Regions from separate parts of the Homo sapiens genome. Here region 1 is linked to region 2. The links are chromatin loops, found by intact Hi-C in ENCODE. Cell type or tissue: MCF 10A. All regions are shown on one strand. Links, peaks and the distances in the headings refer to the core of each region. The heading gives the core; the rest is flanking DNA.

Region 1 (5,375 bases), core at 214-5,213, 180 kb before region 2:
TTGTGCAGTGGGACCATACTGATGCTAAATATTAATACTTCACTTACGTTACTTCATTTAATGCTTTGAACTACCTTGTGGAGTTGCTGTCATCCCCATTTCACATTTTCGTCTGATTTCTCTGTTTGTCTTAACAACAGAGATTAATTCACAGATTACAAACATAAGGCTTAGAAAAAATTAAGTAACTTAAGCACGATGGCACAGCTTGTAAGTGAGTGAGTTACAGCTTGTAAGTGAGTGGTTAAGATCACAGGCTCCAGGCCGGGCATGGTGGCTCATGCCTGTAATCCCAGCACTTTGGGAGGCCGAGGCGGGCAGATCACAAGGTCAGGAGATTGAGACCATCCTGGCTAACAGGGTGAAACCCTGTCTCTACTAAAAATACAAAAAATTAGCCAGGCGTGGTGACAGGTGCCTGTAGTCCCAGCTACTCGGGAGGCTAAGGCAGGGGAATGGCGTGAACCCGGGAGGCGGAGCTTGCAGTGAGCGGAGATCGCGCCACTGCTCTCCAGCCTGGGCGACAGAGTGAGATTCCATCTCAAAAAAAAAAAAAAAAGATCACAGGCTCCAGAGTCAGACCTATGGGTTTAAATTTCAACGCTTCTACTTTAGAGCTTTGAGCAGGTGACTTTAACCTCTCTGTGCCTCAGTTTCCTAATCTGTAATATGCATATAAAACTATTCAATGTTCTCAGCACAGTGCCTGGCATGTGATGAGCATTAGGTGCTATTGCTACTATTATCAGCTCACAGTCAAACACAGCTATGCTCTCCTTGAGTTCTTTGCATTGGTTTGTTATAAAGAGTTGAGATGAGAGAAGTAAGTGGTAACTACAGCTACCACTCTTCATTTGTAGGGATTAAGAATTTGAAAGGAAAAACAACCTCTCCAGGCCGAACATTCCTACAGGTCTTAAATGACACATTCTGGCCATTCCCAGTTTCTCTCTGTTTTATGTCCATGAGGATATCAATGCTTTGAGGGATGCCTGGCCATTCCCCTCTCTGTATAGGCACACATAGTGGCTAAGCTGGGTTTCAGGAAGCTGAACTTGAGTTGACATCTTTCTTTGGAAATGCTTTCCCTCTTGAGGGGCAAGGGACACTGGCTTGGATATAAATCAGGATATCACAGGATATCAGTCATTCAGGATACAAGTCTATGCCGTGGGGTTATTTTTTTTTCCCTTACTGTGTGGCCCAGACTGAAGTGCAGTGATCATAGCTCACTGCACCCTCAAACTCTTGGGCTCAAGTGATCTTCCTGCTTCAACACCCCCGGTTGCTGGGACTATAGGCAGGTGCCACCATGCTGGCTAGTTTTTGTACTTTTTGTAGCGACAGGGATCTTGCTATGTTGCCCAGGCTGGTCTCAAGACTCCTGGCCTCAAGTGATCCTCCTGTCCTGGCCTCCCAAAATGTTAGGATTACAGGCACGAACCATGTGCACAGCCTGTATTGTGTATGCTAGAGCCAATTACTAAATCTTTCTGGGCCCCAAGGGTCTCTTTTGCAAGAAGGACATAGCAACTTCTCCCTTCCAGAGTTCTCCATCAGAAAGAGGATTGAGAGGGTATGTTATAGAAACTGTTCAACTCTAGTGCAAGGTTTTAGGAGTCTTCGTTTCCTTCCAGTTATTTGAGAAATGTGGCTTCTTCAAGCAACTGGAATACTGAAAGCCTTTTTGATGGGAATCACTCCTCCCTAACCACTTCCACCCACACCTTCTTTGGTAAAACATTTTTGAGAAAAATTGGTTTTGATCTGAATTCTGAGGACCAAAACAGCCTCCAAAAATCAAGCACAAAAAAAAAAATCAGCCTCCAAAATAAAAAACCAGGTGGTTCTCCTATTGAAAATTCAAACCTGATAACCAACCAGAGGGACTTATCTTTTAGAATTAATCTTTTTTCCATCTTTAATGAATTGGCATTTGTCTGCTCTGCCGGTTCATTGTGGAATTCAGCCTCATGTTTCATTGTGATCTCAGAAGCAGCGAGCACTCATCACCGGTGGGAATGATAGAGCCTAATTTGGAAAAAGGAGAAAAAAAACCCCAAACCTCCTCCCTTTCATTTCCTCACTTTAGACTAAAATGCTTCCTTTTTTAAACTTAAAAAAGGGACTAATTTTTTTCTTTTCAAAATTGGTTCAGATATGCATGAACCATTTTTTAAAAAATTATTGCACAACTCAGTATATTCATTACACACCGAGGTTATGAGTAAGTCTTCCCTGAATCATCTTGTGGTACAAAGTGACGGGAAGGGATTCAGTCAGCTACCTGTACAGGAGGCTCATTCTGTTTCTCTCCTCCATTTTCTCATTATGAAACTGTACTTTTCAGAAGACAAAAAGGGGAGAAGATAAGGGAAGAGGAGGAGGAAAATGTCAGAGGGAAACCTAGAGCTGTCAGCAATTACTGCTTTCCAACTGCCTAACCTCAGAGCAATTACTTAAACTCAGAGCCCCTGCCCCACTTCTGAAATGGGGATAATAACAGTAATGGCTATGTTGCAGGGCTGTGGCAATGATTAACTGAGAAAATACCCATGGGAAACATGCTTTGTAAATTCCATTATACTATTGTTGGTACTGAGATATGACTGCATATATGTATAACTTGTGTGATTCTTAAAAATTAATTTTAAAAGGGTTGCCTTTATTTTTAGAAACAGAGTTTGAGTTGGAAGGGAACGTTAGGAATCATTCAGTACGACGTGTCACCCTGGAGAGAAGTCCTCTCTATAGTTGCCTTCAAAGGTGTTATCTAGCCTGGGCGCAGTGGCTCACGCCTGTAATCCCAGCACTTTGGGAGGCTGAGGCGGGCGGATCACGAAGTCAAGAGATTGAGACCATCCTAGCTAACACAGTGAAACCCCGTCTCTACTAAAAAATACAAAAAATTAGCCGGGTGTGGTGGTGAGCACCTGTAGTCCCAGTACTTGGGAGGCTGAGGCAGGAGAATGGCGTGAACCCGGGAGGTGGAGCTTGCAGTGAGCCGAGATGGCGCCACTGCACTCTCCAGCCTGGGCGACAGAGCAAGACTCCGTCTCAAAAAACAAAAAACAAAACAAAACAAAAAAGGTGTTATCTAGGTATTGGCTTGAATAGCTCCAGGGATGTGGAGGTCACCACCTCTGTCTTTTCTTCTTTTTCCTAATTATCCCTGCCTTTTAGTTCTTCTAGACCTAAGATATAACAGTGATTTTCCTTCTCCTGAAGATAGACAGCAAAAGAATACTGTCATGGTTAAAAATGAATAAACATGCCACAGCATGCATTGTGAAGATCTGCCATCTGTGTGCATCGCTGCTGCAGGTATGTTAGCCAGTCTCCAAAGTGTTTGAACTACTTGTTCAAGGGGATCTGGTGTTCTCTGTAGCAGAAGCTACTGAGTTATTAGGGGTAAGGCTTCAGCCCTGGGGCAGAAGGAGGACTTGGCAGGGCCCTCTTAGCTCTGAGCATCTGCATACCTTTCTGTTTTTTAGCTGGTGGTTTATCTAGCTTTAGGTATATAAAGATTTATTTGAAAAGGTAGAGTTTGTGGCAGTAATTGTTACCTTCTCTTCTTCTCTCCTCTCTTTCCCCTCTGAAGTGGAGGGGAAACCTGTTTGTTTCATGCCAGCTTCTGCCACTGATGTTTTCACTGCTTTCTGTTCAAGATGTTATGGTGAGGGAGGAGGCAGAGACCAGGGTCAGGAGGATCTTGGAGATCATCCCAGCCAGCACTTTACAAACTGTCTCTGGAAGTTCACATGGATGCTTCAGTGTTTACATTGTTTCAAATTGTTAGCTCTTTTTAAAGTTGTAATAATAATAATATTATTTTTAAAAAATACTGCTATGTGTTATATACTGCATTTTTACGTGTTGAAGGTCACCAGCTTTTTCTTTTAACATCTGTTTAATTGAAGATAATCCTGAGATTATAGGGCAGGCTGTGTTTTTTAAAAAAATGTATCTACTTATTCATCAAATGCATCAACTCTCCATTAAATTAAAAAGATTTTTTTTAGCATTGGGCAACTAAAACCAAACAGAAAACTATACTTTGAGGCAGATGTAAGCTGCAAGCTGTTGTCTCCAATTCCTGAGTTCAGATTATTTGTGTTCATCAGAACAACCTCATTGTCCTCGTTGGTTAATTTTCAGTAAATAAATGTTATTAATTTGAAAATTAGAAATTTGTAATCATAAAATGCACCTCCAAGTCTTACCAATTGAAAGACTTCACTCACTGAAAACCTACCAGCTTCTCAGAGAACATGAAACTGGCATTCCTCAGTTGTTTGGGAATTCCTTCTAGTCCATCATTATTTATTTATTAAATTGTACTCCAGGTGGACTATATAACAAGATCGTATTTGCACAAGAAGGCCTACTTACTGGCAACAACCTTTATATTGTCATGTTCACATCTCAGCAATTGCTTTTTACTTGTGAGTAGACCCTGGCAGCTTTTACTTTTGTAGATTGTGTCAACTTATGAAAAAAAAAATCTCCTCTCCTATCCTCCAGTGTGAGAAATGCTTCCCTCTGCCCAACCCCGGGAAGCACTGCTTTAATTATGAGACCGTTGTTACCTTTTACCTCCTATTCAATTGTTTCCTATGTGCTTAGAGATTTGTTGAGCCATTTGCCCATAAAAATCACTCCAGCAGTTATCGAAAGCCTTGGATGATAAATTAGATCATCCCTCAACCTCTGAGGTCAGGCAGCCCCCACTTCCTTCCTCCTCCTTTCACTAGATCTCTTTTCCACCCTCTCCGTCTGTCTGGGTAGACCTCTCTGACACTACTCCCACCCTTCCCAATTTTTGTGCGCTACAGTGGCTTCCGCCTAAAGCCTTGTTTGCCCTCTGAGAGATGCCCATGGAGCTCCAGGATCTGTGTGTTCCATGACCCCTGGCAGATCACGCTCCTCTTGTGGAAAATGGGAATTTTACATCTCCCTTCCTGCCTTACAGGGTTTGTTGTGAGGGGCAAGGGAGACAGTGAGAGGGTGGTTGGGGGCACTTGAGTGCTGTGGGAATTGGAGGTTCTGCTGCCTCTTCTCTGTGGGGCTGTTATCTGAGCTCTTTCACTCTTTAGTACCGCGTCCCTGTCTCGTCTCAAGAAAGCAGGTAGTGGAAGAGATGGAGAGAGTTCCAGCTTGCCTCCCAGATGAATTAAAATCAATGAAAGTTCCCACATGCACAGAGCCAGATGCATCCCTCTTCCTGTCCACACCCCTGTCACCAAAACAAGTGTGGTGAGGGGCCCCTGCCCTCTCAAGCAGGTCAGCGCAGGCCCTGCAGTAAGGAAGGCCTGAGTTGAATCTTGGTTCTGTCATTTGTAACAGCCATGTGGACCTTCAGGATGATGCCTAGA
Region 2 (5,375 bases), core at 223-5,222:
GTTAGTGTGTTAGTGGCATCACTTCCAACTGATATACCTCCTTGGTACTACCCTTCCCAGACTTAGGAGGCCATCTTTGGACAATGGTGTATGGTGGGAAAGTGCTCAGCAAGGAGGCTCTCCTTCCATCCTAGGACCCTGGGCCAGTTGTTTCACCTCTGGTCCTCATACCCCAGACTGTGCTGATACGGTTTTCCTTCCTACCCCACAAGATAGGATCAAATGAGATGCTGTGTGGACAGCCCTCTGACATACACAGATATGAGGGGTTGTTTGGATTAGGGGGGGAGGCAGCAGGATGAGCAGAAAGGAAACTGCACAGTGTCCCCAGGAGGCCATGGTTAGGATATCTCCAACTATGAGATACGGGAGACAGAAAGTATCCAACCAGGACAATGTGACCAAACTAAAGTGAGAAAAATGTAGGCTTTGGGGCAGTGTAAGTGGGTATATCTTCTGTGAATAGCAATTTGGCAAAATCCATTACATTTCAGAGCAAGCACATTCTTTGACCTGAAATTCCATGCCCAGGAGTTTATATAAGAGAGACAGTGATGAGCAAAGATTTATTTGCTGAAGTGTTACTTACCATAGCAGAAGATTGAAAATGACCCAAATGCACGTCCTTTGGGGATAAATAAGTTAGAGCATATCTAAACAAGAAAATATTACGTAAAATAAATTGGAGGTCTCCACAAAAAAAAAAAAAAAAAAAAACCCATTTTTTTTCAGACAGGATCTCACACCGTTGCCCAGGCTGGAGGGCAGTGACGTGATCAGAGCTCACTGCAGCTTCAACACCCCAGGGCTCGAGCAGTTGTCCCACTTCAGCCTCCCAAATAGCTGGGACTACAGGTCTACACCACCACTCCCGGCTAATTTTTTAATATTTTGTAATGACAGGGTCTCCATATGTTGCCCAGGCTGGTCTCAAACTCCTGGCCTCAAGCAGTCTTCCTGCCTCGGGCTCCCAACATGCTGGCATTACAGGTATGAGCCACCGCGCCCAGCCCATCTCACTTCTGAAAATGACTCAGTGCCATGAACCCTTCATCCCTAGTGGCCTTTGGGGGTGGGAGGTCTTCAAAGTACAGCCGTCTCTTTCTACCTAATGTGTGTCTGCAACATCGAACTTGTTCATCATAAGTACGTATTACTTCTGTAACCAGGAAAAGTTACAAGAAGAAGGGGCCAGGCACAGTGGCTCATGCCCGTAATTCTCACATTTTGGGAGGTCGAGGCAGGAGTATTGCTTGAGCCCAAAAGTTCAAGACCAGCTTTGGGCAACACAGTGAGACCTCATCTCTAAAAAAAAGTTCTTTTAATTAGCTGGGCATGGTGGTGTGCTGCGTGCCTGTAGTCCCAGCTACTTGGAAGGCTAAGGTAGGAGGAGGATTCCTTTAGCCTGGAGGTCAAGGCTGCAATAAGCCATGTTCATGACACTGCACTCCAGCCTGGGTGATAGAGTGAGAACTTGTCTCAAAGGAAAGAAAAAAAAAATAAGAAAATGTTGGGTTCTCAGCACTTCCAGCCCACCCCCATCCATATACATTCCAGCACATTGTTGGGGCCATTTGCAAGCTCTGAGATGAGATTCTGCACAAGTCAGCAGTGCAGAGACTCCCAGGGAAGGCCTGAGGCCGCCAAGAGCAACTCTGCAGGGTCTGCTCCAAGAGGCAGAGGTGGGCCCCACCGTCCTTGGCAAAATGGAGATTGGTCTGAGGGTTCCATGAGGCAGGCTTGCAGGAGCAAGGGAGTGATAGAAAGCCATGTGAGGGGACGAGAGGGAGGACACCCTCCCCTGCAGAAGTCAGGAAGGTCTTTGAGCTTGTTCTGAGAGGAAAACCCATTCTCTGGGTAGAGGAATGAAGACTCAGAGGAGACTGGGGTTCGCTTTGTGTGATACTGATATGGTTACTGAAAGGCTAGCCCAGTCCCAGGCTACGTGAACAGACTTAAAAAAAAAAAAAAAAAAACTCTGATTTTTTTTTTCCCATAAAACTCAGTGTTATCAAGAAGACTAAGTGAAACAGGACGTGTGAAAAGAAGGCAGGACACACCCAGAAGCTGAGCAAGGGTGATATTGCAACCTGGCCCAGAGCGGTTAGGTGACTGGGCAGGGTCCCTCCACCGGAAGGTGGCAGTGCCAAGGCTAAATCCCAGATGCCCTGGCTCCAAGCCCAGTGCTCATCTCATTCCGCCTGGTGGTAGGAGTAGAGAAAAGGTGTATCCAGTCTAAAGAGAGGCCCGTGTTCCAGGAAGGGCCCAGAGGTCAGGACCAGCCCTGAGAGGGGTTAAGTTGCCACACAGGAGGGAGAAATGATTGCCAAAGGCCAGCCCAAGCACCAGAAGGATATCCAGGGCCACCATCAGGCAACTATATGGCAATACATTTCCCCATCCTTTTCCCTGCCCCTACCAGCACCCTCTGCCTCGGACAGCTGCAGCATGGCTGCCAGGAACCTGGTCCTCATTTCTTCCTTTCCCTGTGTTATCCAAGGATGATGGAAATATGCTCTGATACATGCAGCATTTTCGTCCTGGGGCCACATATGCCCAGCCTTTGCAAGAGCCGTCTGCTAGAAACAGGGAAGGCATTCTGCTCATGACTCTCGGCAAGTCATTTGAAATTCCATGAGTGTCCCTGCCTGTGGAGCCTGCTTCTCCCACCACTCCTCCAAGGAGACGGCTCAAAGGCCCGAGGGTCGCCTGTGTGTATGTTACTCCCTAACCAGCACACACCTACCTCATGGTGCCTTGGCTCTTTCATCCCTAAAAGTGGTAATAAAATAACTTCTTCAAAAGTTTGTTGTAAGAACTAAATGGGATGATATGTATATTTGGCCTAGAGCTAACCAAAGAGGAGGCACTCAATAAGTGGCAGCTGTTCTGATCATAACCCTCAGGTAAGGAGGCAGAACAGCACAGTATTACACAGATGGGCTTCAGCATCAAACTGCCTGGGTTCTAGTGCAAATTCAATGAGCTAGCTGCTGTGTGACTTTGGGAAAGTGACTTAACCTCTCCTCTTTATATTATTTAGGGGATGGAATAATCTTTACTTCATAGTGCAGTCGTGAGCATGATATGAGCCAAAATATATTAAAAGCTTAGCTCAGTGCCTGGAACATAATAAATGTTCGCTAAATGATAGCTGTTAATGTCAGCATGGTTGTGGTTATTGTGATCGGGCTGTGGTTGCAGGAAGACAAGAGTGGAAAGAGGCTGGCAAGACAGGTCAAAAGGCCTTGGCTCTAGGCCCTGTTCTGGAACAAACTCTCTGTGAGATCTTGGACTCATCTGCCCTTTCTCCTGAACTTTTATTTCGCCATCTACAGAGGGGCACCAATCATCCCAAATTCACAGGGCTGTTAGGAAATATAGTGTGAACTGGCAGGCACAGTCACCTGAGACGCTGTCACCATTCCAGTACGCGGTGGCTCCCAAGGTGTGAACCCTGGACGAGCAGCATTAGCATCACCGGGGAACTTATTAGAAATGCAAATTACCAGGCTCCACCCCAGGCTGCTGAGTCAGAGGCTGCCGTGGAGCCCAGCCAGCTGTGTTTCAACATGCCCTGCAGGTGCTTCCGATGAGGCCCAAGGTTGAAAATCGCAGCTGTAATGAATAGGTGGGAGGTTGTGCAGAGAGGATGCTCAGGCGTGGGTGTGGAAGGACAGAGTAAATGGGCAGGTTGGTTGGCAGGTTGGCCAACAAGTTCCAATACCTTCACCCGGCTTTCAAGGCTCTGTATCTTTGGTCCACCCTTGGCAGTTCGTTTCTGTTCCATTTTTTCCAGCATGGTTTTTAGAACAAACCTGACCAATGACCAGATCATGTATGAATGAATGAATGAATGAATGAATGAATTAGGTAATTAATGTTTGTTTGGGGTTTCAACAGTCACAGAAAGAAAAATTCACAAGCCCCCAGGGCAGAAAAGTGAATGCATTGCGGCCAGTTGTCAGCAGCATCCACATAGGGAGTCCAGCGGGTATGGAGAGGGTAGGAGGTGATAGGTGGGAGCAGGTGGCAGAGGGCCTGATTGCAAGCCAAGGGTGACCCCTTTGTTCTGCAGACAATACAAGTGCTGTTAGGGATCTTTGAGGAAGACCATGATAGGGTGGGTCCAGACCTTAGGAAAACACAGTCTCTGTGGAACTCTCAGATCTGCCTAGTTCTGACCCAACCCCAGGTTCCATTTTGGGTTCTGCCATTTATGCACTGGGCAACCCTGGGGAAAGTGTTAATTAAACCTCGGTTTCCTCATGTGTAAAGGGTGTGATCATGCCTCCCTCGCTGGGTTGCTGTGAGATTGCTGTATTTCCAAATCTGAGTCAAAACCTAATGTAAAGTAACCATCTCGCCCTTGTTGGGGAAGTAACTAACTATAAACACTTAAGGATATTGTTGAGATAGTCCTATGTTTAATTTATTAATTTAGATGCACATATGCTTAAAACTGTATCATATAAAAATACTAGGCTGGGCGCGGTGGCTCACACCTGTAATTCCAGCATTTGGGGAGGCCAAGGAGGGTGGATCACTAGAGGTCAGGAGTTCGAGACCAGCCTGACCAACATGGGGAAAACCTGTCTCTACTAAAAATACAAAAATCAGCTGGGCATGGTGGTGGGCACCTGTAATCCCAGCTACTCGGGAGGCTGAGGCAGGAGAATCACTTGAACCTGGGAGCCGGAGGTTGCAGTGAACCGAGATTGTGCCATTGTACTCCATCCTGGGCAACAGAGCAAGACTCCGTCTCAAAAAAAAAAAAAATACAGCTTAAATTTAGAAGTAAATTTAAAACTAAAGTTGTTCTTTTCTACTTTTTTTTTTTTTTTTACCAGCTGCATCCAGTAAACATCCAAAACCAGCATGACTGAGGTTGTCCTTTCATGGTGGTGATACTTCTTGAAACAATATCTTGTTGAAAACAAACTAATACATTCAAAATAATATGAGTTTCTTTTCAGCCGGGAATTGTGTAGCATTCATGCAACGCCCTCCACCAGTAGCGATGGGCCACGTGCCCACAGGACACCATATGGATAGCTCACGGTGTCCTCTGAGCTTCTACATTACCTCATTTTAGCCTCACCACAACCCTAAGGAGGTAGGCACAGTAATTTTTCCCATTTTGCAGAGGAGGAAACTGAGGCTTTCAGACTTATAAAACTTGCTTAACAGCCTGTGTGGGACCTCAATTCTAATTCCAGAACCAAGCTCCTAACTGCTACCCTATGTGCCTCCTAAGCACACAGTGAATGCTGAATGATTGGTGGCAATTATTAGTATAGTCTTTCCCCCAAATGCAACTGATTAGGGTTTGAACTTCATAGGGGTCCTCAGCTGAGATGCCAACGGCAAAAGCC

What was found. A loop is a pair of places that touch in the nucleus more often than their neighbours do. Peaks named below come from ENCODE experiments on the same cell type or tissue, not always from the same donor. Only the 100,000 strongest peaks of a DNase experiment are listed, where the experiment ranks them.
Region 1: a loop joins it to region 2, with 6 times the contacts of the local background. A loop is called at or near these places in 2 of 110 quality-filtered maps.

The regions. Positions count from the first base shown.
Region 1 is chr5:154,212,425-154,217,799 of GRCh38, forward strand. The region is part of intron 1 of GALNT10 (polypeptide N-acetylgalactosaminyltransferase 10); the gene reads left to right. Among named protein-coding and RNA genes, the nearest start is that of GALNT10, 24 kb to the left of the region's middle. In MCF 10A, for the core only: no CTCF peak of the experiment used is centred there; a DNase peak (open chromatin) is centred at 2,257.
Region 2 is chr5:154,392,362-154,397,736 of GRCh38, forward strand. All of the region lies in intron 7 of GALNT10 (polypeptide N-acetylgalactosaminyltransferase 10), which reads left to right. It overlaps SAP30L-AS1 (SAP30L and GALNT10 antisense RNA 1), which reads right to left. Exons shown (of 3, transcript NR_037897.1): 3 at 1-653. Among named protein-coding and RNA genes, the nearest start is that of MIR1294, 48 kb to the left of the region's middle. RefSeq lists an enhancer at 3,346-4,066. In MCF 10A, for the core only: a CTCF peak has its summit at 2,167 (motif pointing right); DNase peaks (open chromatin) are centred at 2,190, 3,280 and 3,570.